2 separate regions of the Mus musculus genome follow, and region 2 is linked to region 1. A link is a loop called in an ENCODE intact Hi-C map of the cell type or tissue named here. Cell type or tissue: left cerebral cortex. All regions are shown on one strand.

What was found. Hi-C counts contacts between places; a loop is a spot of excess contacts. Peaks named below come from ENCODE experiments on the same cell type or tissue, not always from the same donor. Only the 100,000 strongest peaks of a DNase experiment are listed, where the experiment ranks them.
Region 2: it touches region 1 in a loop (2.7-fold over the local background); 1 of 42 quality-filtered maps calls a loop at or near these places.

Annotation. Positions count from the first base shown.
Region 1 is chr4:40,756,017-40,760,016 of GRCm38, reverse strand. Smu1 (smu-1 suppressor of mec-8 and unc-52 homolog (C. elegans)) reads left to right here and starts at 2,132. Exons shown (of 12, transcript NM_021535.4): 1 at 2,132-2,240. The coding sequence starts at 2,215. In left cerebral cortex, CTCF peaks have their summits at 1,954 and 2,260; DNase peaks (open chromatin) are centred at 2,091 and 2,690; H3K4me3 peaks cover 1,422 bases; H3K27ac peaks cover 455 bases.
Region 2 is chr4:40,970,175-40,974,174 of GRCm38, reverse strand. It overlaps Nfx1 (nuclear transcription factor, X-box binding 1), which reads right to left and starts at 3,232. Exons shown (of 24, transcript NM_023739.3): 1 at 3,116-3,232. The coding sequence starts at 3,140. In left cerebral cortex, CTCF peaks have their summits at 790 (motif pointing left) and 2,210 (motif pointing right); DNase peaks (open chromatin) are centred at 2,142, 2,681 and 3,233; H3K4me3 peaks cover 1,851 bases; H3K27ac peaks cover 1,482 bases.

The sequences.
Region 1 (4,000 bases):
AGAGTATAAAATAAATGTGCAGCTGGCTCTGCATCTTTGAGGATCTATCCTGGCTTTGGTGAATGTGTGTTCCACTCTCACTGGTGTCGGAATGCTTATTCCAGAGAGACTCTTACAATGTTATCCCAGAGATTTCGTTTCCAAAAGATCCTTCTAAGGTTAAAGTAAGCAAAAAGTTAAGAGAATATGAATATTTGTTTGGAATTACTTGTTTTCTGTAGTAAGTACTGAGGATTTACCCCATAACCTTGTACATGCTGTGCAAGTTCTACCACTGAGCTACATCGTCATTCCTCCTCCCACCTTTTAGTTTTAGATAGGCATTCACTAAGTTGCCCTTGAATTCCTTGTAGCCTGAGAAGGCTTTGAATTTGTGATCTTCTAACCTTATTTCCTGAGTACCTGGCATTAGGGGCCTGCACTATCTAGCCTGCCTGTTGGAACCATTTCTCATAGGGATTTCTGCAGTATGTTCTCAGCAGTACTTGACTCAGGGACCTCCCAATATTTTGTAATCTTCCCTTCAATATTCTTCCAAGTGATGGAAGGGGAGAATCAGCTCATCCCAGGACAGCCATGGAGACACAGAAACACAATCTCAGAAAACAAACAAACAAACAAAGGAAAGAAACAAAGGAAGAAAGATAGGAAGGAAGGAAGGAAGGAAGGAAGGGAGAGAGAGAGAGAGAGAGAGAGAGAGAGAGAGAGAGAGAGAGAGAGAGAGAAAGAAAGAGAGAGAGAGAGAGAAAAGAAGAAAGAAATAAATTCCTATGCTGTGCTCTGAATGAGACTATCTCAGAAGTCATTATACTTATTATTGAGATAGGGTTTCTCTGGCTGTCCTGAAACTCACTTTGTAGACCAGGCTGGCCTTGAACTCACAGAGCTTCCAGCCTCTGCCTCCACCGTGCTGGAATTAAAGGGGTGTGCCACCACTGCTTGGCTGAGACTGTGTTCTTTAGAGTTGATGGGAAATAGGTGATTTGAAACGTGAAAGAGCTGGGCATGGTGATACACCTCTTTAATCCAAGCACCTTAGAAGATCCCATTCATTGTAACAGTAGCATATGTCATTTTCTCTACTTAGTTTCAAACGACTCTTTTTAAAAATTTCCCTCCTTTAGTCCCAGCACTCAGGAATAGAGGCAGGCAGCAAGGCCAGCCTGGCTTACAGAACAAGTTCCAGGACAGTCAGGGCTACAAAGAGAAATCCTGTGTCAAAAACCAAACACAATACAACAAAACAAACAAACAAAAATCAAGTAAAAATGAAAACATAAACAGCATATGAGCGGCTATATTGAAAGGCTCTGGTTTTGATACCTAGCACTGGGGGGAAAAAAGGAGACTGTAAAGAAATTGTGTGGAAGGTAGACAAGAGCCATTAGAAATCCCTAAACTATCTCAATATGTAATTTCACAAGATAGACATGCCACTGTGTTGTGTGTGTGTATATATATGTATATGTATATGTATGAATATGTATATATATATAAGTGTATACATATATATGTACTTTGTCAATAGAATTTTAAAATAGCTCTTATTGGAGATAAGCACTGTGATGCCATCTGTAATTCTAGCCCTTGGAAAGTAGGGGCATCTTCAACTATATAATTAGTTTGAAGCCAGCTATAAGCTGCATGTCCATCCCACCTTTTCCCTAGCCTTTATTTATAAAATTCATCAATATTTATGTATGGTTTTTTATTAGTGGGGATTGAACCAGGGCGTCTGACTTGCTAGGTAAACACTCTGATCACTGAGCTATGTCCTCAGCTCTGTCATGCCATACCAGTAAGGTATGATTTAAACTCTATATTGAAAGGAGTCTCAGATCTGTTATAACTTCGCATTTGGTTACATTTCTTTCTCCGTAACCGCAGCTTTTTCCAACTTAATTCTTAGCTGGATCTGAGCGCGATAGCGCACACTTTTAATCCTAGCATTAGGGAGGCAGAGGAGGGCGGGACAGCCAAGGCTGTAGAAAGACTCCACCTGTGTGTACGTTCGCGAAACCGATGGGCATTCGTAGTCCTGCCACGCTTTCGCGAGGCCCCGCCCCTCACGCCCCGCCCACCTGGGCGTGTTCTTCCTTCGCCCTTTAGACCCTAACGGAGCGGAAGTGTCGCAGCGCGGCCGCCGGAAGTGTCGCGCGGCGTTGTGCGACCGGCTGTGTGCTGAGTGGGGCCTGGACCCGGAGCGTTACCGCTATGTCGATCGAAATCGAGTCTTCCGAGTGAGTCCTGCCGTGGCGTGTTCGCGGCGTGGCGTGTTCGCGGCGTGGCGTGGGGTGGAGTGGAGGGTGGTCGGAGGACGTTGGAGGGGGAGCTGCGCGCCGGAGGTTGCGGCCTCGAAGCACTTTCCGGGTTGGCTCCCTCTTTAGATGGGCCCGCGAGAGAGCAGCCGTGGGGCGGGCCGTCTGGAGCCCCTGGGCCCCGGCGTCGGGCTGTGCTGGGGCACACCGAGTAGACCTGACTACTGTGGTTTCCTCTGCTAGCCACACCGCCCTCGGCGCTGCCCGGGTGTCCGCCAGTCCCTCAGCTCTTCCTTCTGGTCCAAGCACTAGTTACCCCAAAGACTCTGCTGCTTCTCCTATCTGATTAGATCCAGTGTGGTGTATTGATTTGGTTTGCAATTTGCAGAGAGAGAGAACCTCTTTGTGGACACAGAATTTGAATATTGATTGAGTCAGAAGAATGAGACTTAGTGAAGGCGGGGACGGCGACGAGGAGCCAGGTGGGCGGGGAGTGAGTGACTGAAGAGTCTTGCTTGGACTCCCCAGGACTCCACCCACCGCCTTTTATTTTTTGAAAAGTAAAATTAAATTATGAAATTAGCAAACAGCTGTGTTCTGAGTGGAGGGGAGAGATACGCATGTTCTGAAGATCTGCAGAAAAGCAAGGTTTATTAATTAAGTCGGCGGAGTCTGAAACCTGCTATGTATTTTTAAGACTGAAGCTGGATGTGAAGTATGCACGTCTATGATCGCAGTATTAAATGGGCAAGTAGGAAGGCCTGGAGTCCAGCCTGAGCCTCTTCATAGCGATATATATATATATATATATATATATATATATATATATATATATATTTTTTTTTTTTTTTTTTTCCGAGACAGGGTTTCTCTGTATAGCTCTGGCTGTCCTGGAACTCACTTTGTAGACCAGGCTGGCCTCGAACTCAGAAATCTGCCTGCCTCTGCCTCCCAAGTGCTGGGATTAAAGGCGTGCACCACCACGCCCGGTGAGATACATATTTTTAACTCAGTTATATGTAAGTCGTTTTTTTCCTGGGTTTTGCTTCTGAGACAAGGTTTTCTGTGAAGCCGTAGCTGTCCTGGAACTCACTCTGTAGACCAGGTGAGTCTCAGACTCAGATTCACCTGCCTCTGCCTCCGGAGTGCTGGAATTAAAGACGTGTGCCAACCCCCAGCTTTATAAATCGTCTTTAAATGAATATATGCTTTGATTGCGGGAGGCAGACAGTAGACAAAAACAGTAAATAAAATATGACGCAGTAACAGATGGTCCCTGTGTAGAAAAATAAAACAGCGACAAAACGTGTTGGATAATGTTAGTCGGGACAGGAACTGCAAAGGATATTTTACCCTGAGGTCTAATAATAGCCTTAACGACCAATCTTTGAGTCTTGAATACCCTTCTATATGAGGAATAACTGCATGTTCATATTATTATTGTTATTATTATTGTTGTTGTTATTGTTTTAAGACAGGGTCCTGGCTGTCCTGGAACTCACTCTGTAGACCAGGCTGGCCTCAAACTCAGAGAGATTCACCTTCCTTTCTTTCTCTGCCTCCAGAATGCTAGAACTCAATTTTTTAACAGACCAGATTTTTTTATAGCATTTTAGATGACTCAATTTGTTAATTTTGTTTTTTTGAGGCAGGGTTTCTCTGTGTCGTCCTTGCTGTCTTGGAACTCACTCTGTAGACCAGACTGGCCTCAGAGATCCACCTGCCTCTGCTTTCTGAATGCT
Region 2 (4,000 bases), 210 kb before region 1:
TGCCTTAGGATATGGTAGAATGGCATGCAGCACTGGTGACTTGGTGCTTATATTCACACTGCACCCTGGCAGAGGCAAGGCAGCAGTACCATAGAAACATAGTGAAGAACTGGTGAGTTCACAAAGGCCATAGAGAAACCTCACACTCAATCCAGGCTTTGTGGCAAACACTTTCACACAGGCAGTGTTCTGAGGGTGGGGTGAAGAGCCTCACAAATGGCAAGAGGATTAGAGAAACTCAGAGTGGCAGAGGTATTCTGGGAAGATGAGATAAACTTACAAGTGGGAATGGGTAAAATGGTGCCAAGAGGTGCTGTACAGTTCTCTCCTGCTTGAAGCAAGGATGGAGAAGGGGGCTAGATAAAGGTCAGTAAAGCTGCCCAAAAGCCTGATAAAGGGCGTTTCATATTGAATAGCCATACATAGTTGTGCTTTTACTAGACCTAAGCCAAAACCCTCAGGAAACCCTTCAAGAGGGCTGGAGAGATGGCTGAACTCACTGGCTGCCCTTCCAGGGAAGCCACGGTCAATTTCCAGCACCCATTTGGCAGCTCACAAATGGCTCTAACTCCAGTTCCATGGGATTCAATACCCTCACACAGGTATAACAATGCACAGTGTAAAAAAAAAAAAATTTTTTTTTAAAAAGAAAGATCTATAAAGAGACTTGAGGAGGGGACTAGAGAGATGGCTCAATGGTTAAGAGCACTGACTGCTCTTCCGAAGGTCCTGAGTTCAAATCCCACAACCACATGGTGGCTCAAAACCATCCATAATGAGATCTGACGCCCTCTTCTGGTGTGTCTGAAGACAGCTACAAGTACTTAAATATAAATAAATCTTTAAAAGAGATTTGAGGAAAGGGACACATAAATCAGGAAGCTGTCCCATGGCCTAAGTGAGACACATTTCAGTATTTTAAGTAGTAGTTCCTCCATTAGTGAGATGTCCTCTAGCCAAGGTATCATTATAATACAAGTAAGGGGTACCAGATACCCAACAAAACACAGCAATGAGAGAGTAATCCAACCAGTTGGCGCTAGAAAGCCTGAAAATAAGGGGGAAATTTTCATCCTGGATCAGTTTAAAGACCTTACTTAGGGCAATGGATCACAGCCTGTGGGTTGTGAGGTCTTTGGGAGCATAGAACAACCCTTTCACAGGGGTCACATAAGACCACTGGAAAATACAGATATTTACATTATGATTCATAACAGCAGCAAAACTAGTTATGAGGCAACAACAAAACAATTTTATGGTTGGGGTCACCACAACCTGAGGAACTGTATTAAAGGGCTGCAGCATTAGGAAGGTTGAGAACCACTTTTGGAAGTGGATGAGCTAGAAATGATGTTAAAGTAAGAACAAAGACTATAGACCAAGGAGGCAGGGATTTCTTGAACACAGGGACTCAGCACATGCTTTGGGGCGTGTCGGTGGTAACCTAGAGCGCAGTCCCAGAGGCTAAAACTCCGAGTCACAGCTAGCCCTCACTCAGCTCTGCTTCAAATGTCCAAGGGTGTGGAAATAAGTCAGGGCGAGGAGGAGAAAACGAACAGATTCGGTTTAGAGGGCCAGTGAAGGCCTGGAGGGGAGTGACAACGTATCTGCCTAAGTTCTCCACTCTCCAAGAAGATTTTTACATTCAAGTCAAGACTGGGGCACACCAATGCAATGTGTTCTTGCACTCTTTAAACTGAGACAGGGAAAAGAACATGACCTGTACAGGCACATCCTAATAGTGGCCCATCAATCTGTCAGAAGTGCAATTGTAATTCAAGCCAATGTTGGACATTGCTGTGATTTTCAGGAAGAGCAGGCCATTATGTCAAATCTACACAGTGGGTTGTGACAAGTCGTCATCGTGGTCTTCTTCTTAATAGTAATGTTAAGAGTATGTTGTTGAGAGTAAAAGAAACCTCTGCTTCTCGGCCTCCAACCCCATCTTCCCAGACAGGATCTCACTATGTAACCCTGGATGGTCTGCAACTATGTAAACCAGGCTGGACTCCAACTCGAAAGATCCTCCTGTTTCGCCCTCCCGAGGGCTGGGATTAAAGATGTGCGCTACCATGTCTGATAGCACTGAAACATTTGGTTTACTTTAAAAACAAAAAAACTTTTCTTTTAATCTTGTGTTCCTGTTTTAGCAAGGGTGCTTTGGGGGGACAGGGACGGGATATATGCCACGTGTTTGCTGATGCCCTCCGTGGCCAGAAGAGGGCGTCAGATCGCACAGCTTTCCAGGTGGTTGTGCAAGCGAACGTGACTGCTCTGTTGAGGAGCTACTGTTCTTAAACACTTGAACTAGCGCCCCAGCTTCTCGGTTCACATTTACATTTAGGTAAATGTGTACTAATACCCCATGCAAAACGTTCCTTTTTTTTTTTTTTTTTTTTTTTTTTTTTTTTGCTGTCCACAAAATTTGAAAGCCCGGATTGACCAATACACCTTGAAGAAAATGGAAATAGCTTATACGAACAGTCAAATGAGGCTGTCTCTACCACAGGGGTAGCTCCAGGAGGGAGAGTGAGCCAACAATCAGGGAGAGAACAGGGAGGGTCTGGGAATTAGCTTACTACTCCAGGCTGACAGATGAGGTAACTGAGACTGGATCACGTCACGCACCTCAATATGGGATTTCACACCCCCTCAGGACTGGGCCCGCTGGCTGGCTGGCCCGCGCGCGCGGAACCCGCCACTCCGAGAGGTAAAGAACACACCCCTAGCACAGCGCGCAAACTCGCTGGCCTCCAGGGCCCGCTACGGAGAGTCGCCTACGCCCGGCCGGCCGGCCGTCCGCCCGCCCGCCCGCCCGCCGGACTCTGCTCCGCGCGGCCTCGGGAAGGCCGGAAGGAGCCCCGCGGGGGGCGCCAGAGGCCCACGTCCGCTCCCTTGGCGCCGGGACCCGCCCGCTCTCCTCGGAAACCCAGGGGCCGAGCCTCCCCATCCCGTGGAAGATGGAGGAGGGTTCCGTACGTGCAGCGCGCGTGGCTTGGCCCTCGCGAGCCACTGTCCCCGCGCAGCACGCACCCCACTTGCCACCGCAATGGCCCGCACCCTTCGGACTAGACTGCTAGACCCTAGGGGTCCCGCGCGGGAAACGGGACAGTACCTGAGACCGGAGGCGCCTCCGCCATCCCGTGCCGCAGCACCTCAAGCGAGCCCCGCCACCGAGCGAAGGCTGTCACCTGGTCACGTGTCCCGGATTTCCGGCGCCGAGAGACTAGTCGCTCCTACGCGCCCGGGGACAGCCAAGGGGGTGGTGCTACCTGAGCACACAGTGAAATGGCGCATTTGGGACGTCAGACAAATGCGCCGGCCCGGGTGCAAGCGGGGTTTGCGGGGGGGACACGAGTGGCTGGAGGAGACCCACCCGGACCGCAGGATCTACTGCCCCCAACTTGCGTAATTGCTTTTCGAGAGCTGCTGGGTTCTCCAGCTGCTACGCCTTTTTGTCAAGTCCTGCCATCCGCCCGGCTTCAAATGACCTTCAGCTAAGAGGCGGCCTGGAGCGGCTCACGCAGGCGACGAGGGGGGGGGGGGCGCTGTAGTAATCAAAGGGCATTGTGGAGGAAAAGACTGCAAAACAATAAAAGGTTACCTGCCAAGGGTTAGGTAGCCCACGACTTCAGGACCTGGGAGGCTGGATCGGGGGTGGGATGGGAGTGGGATGTAGTGAGTTCCAGGTCCTGGGCTACCTATCCCTGTCTGTGTAAAACGAAACACAGTATCTAAAGGACTAATAGCAAATGAGCCACAAACCGGTAGGCAAGTAACAAATACAAATGAACACCAACTGAGGTAGACAGTTTGAAGTTACTGTGTTTTTTTTTTTTTTGGAGGGGGGGGGAGAGTGGGGAAAGGGTGTCCTGATGTAGCCCCTGTTGGTATTCAGGCATTCTGCTGGCCTGCCCCCAGGACCCTAGCAACCACTTAGACCTGCCTCCACCGTGTGTGATAGGTGTGTGCTGCGTCTAAAGAGACGCCCCCAAGCGTC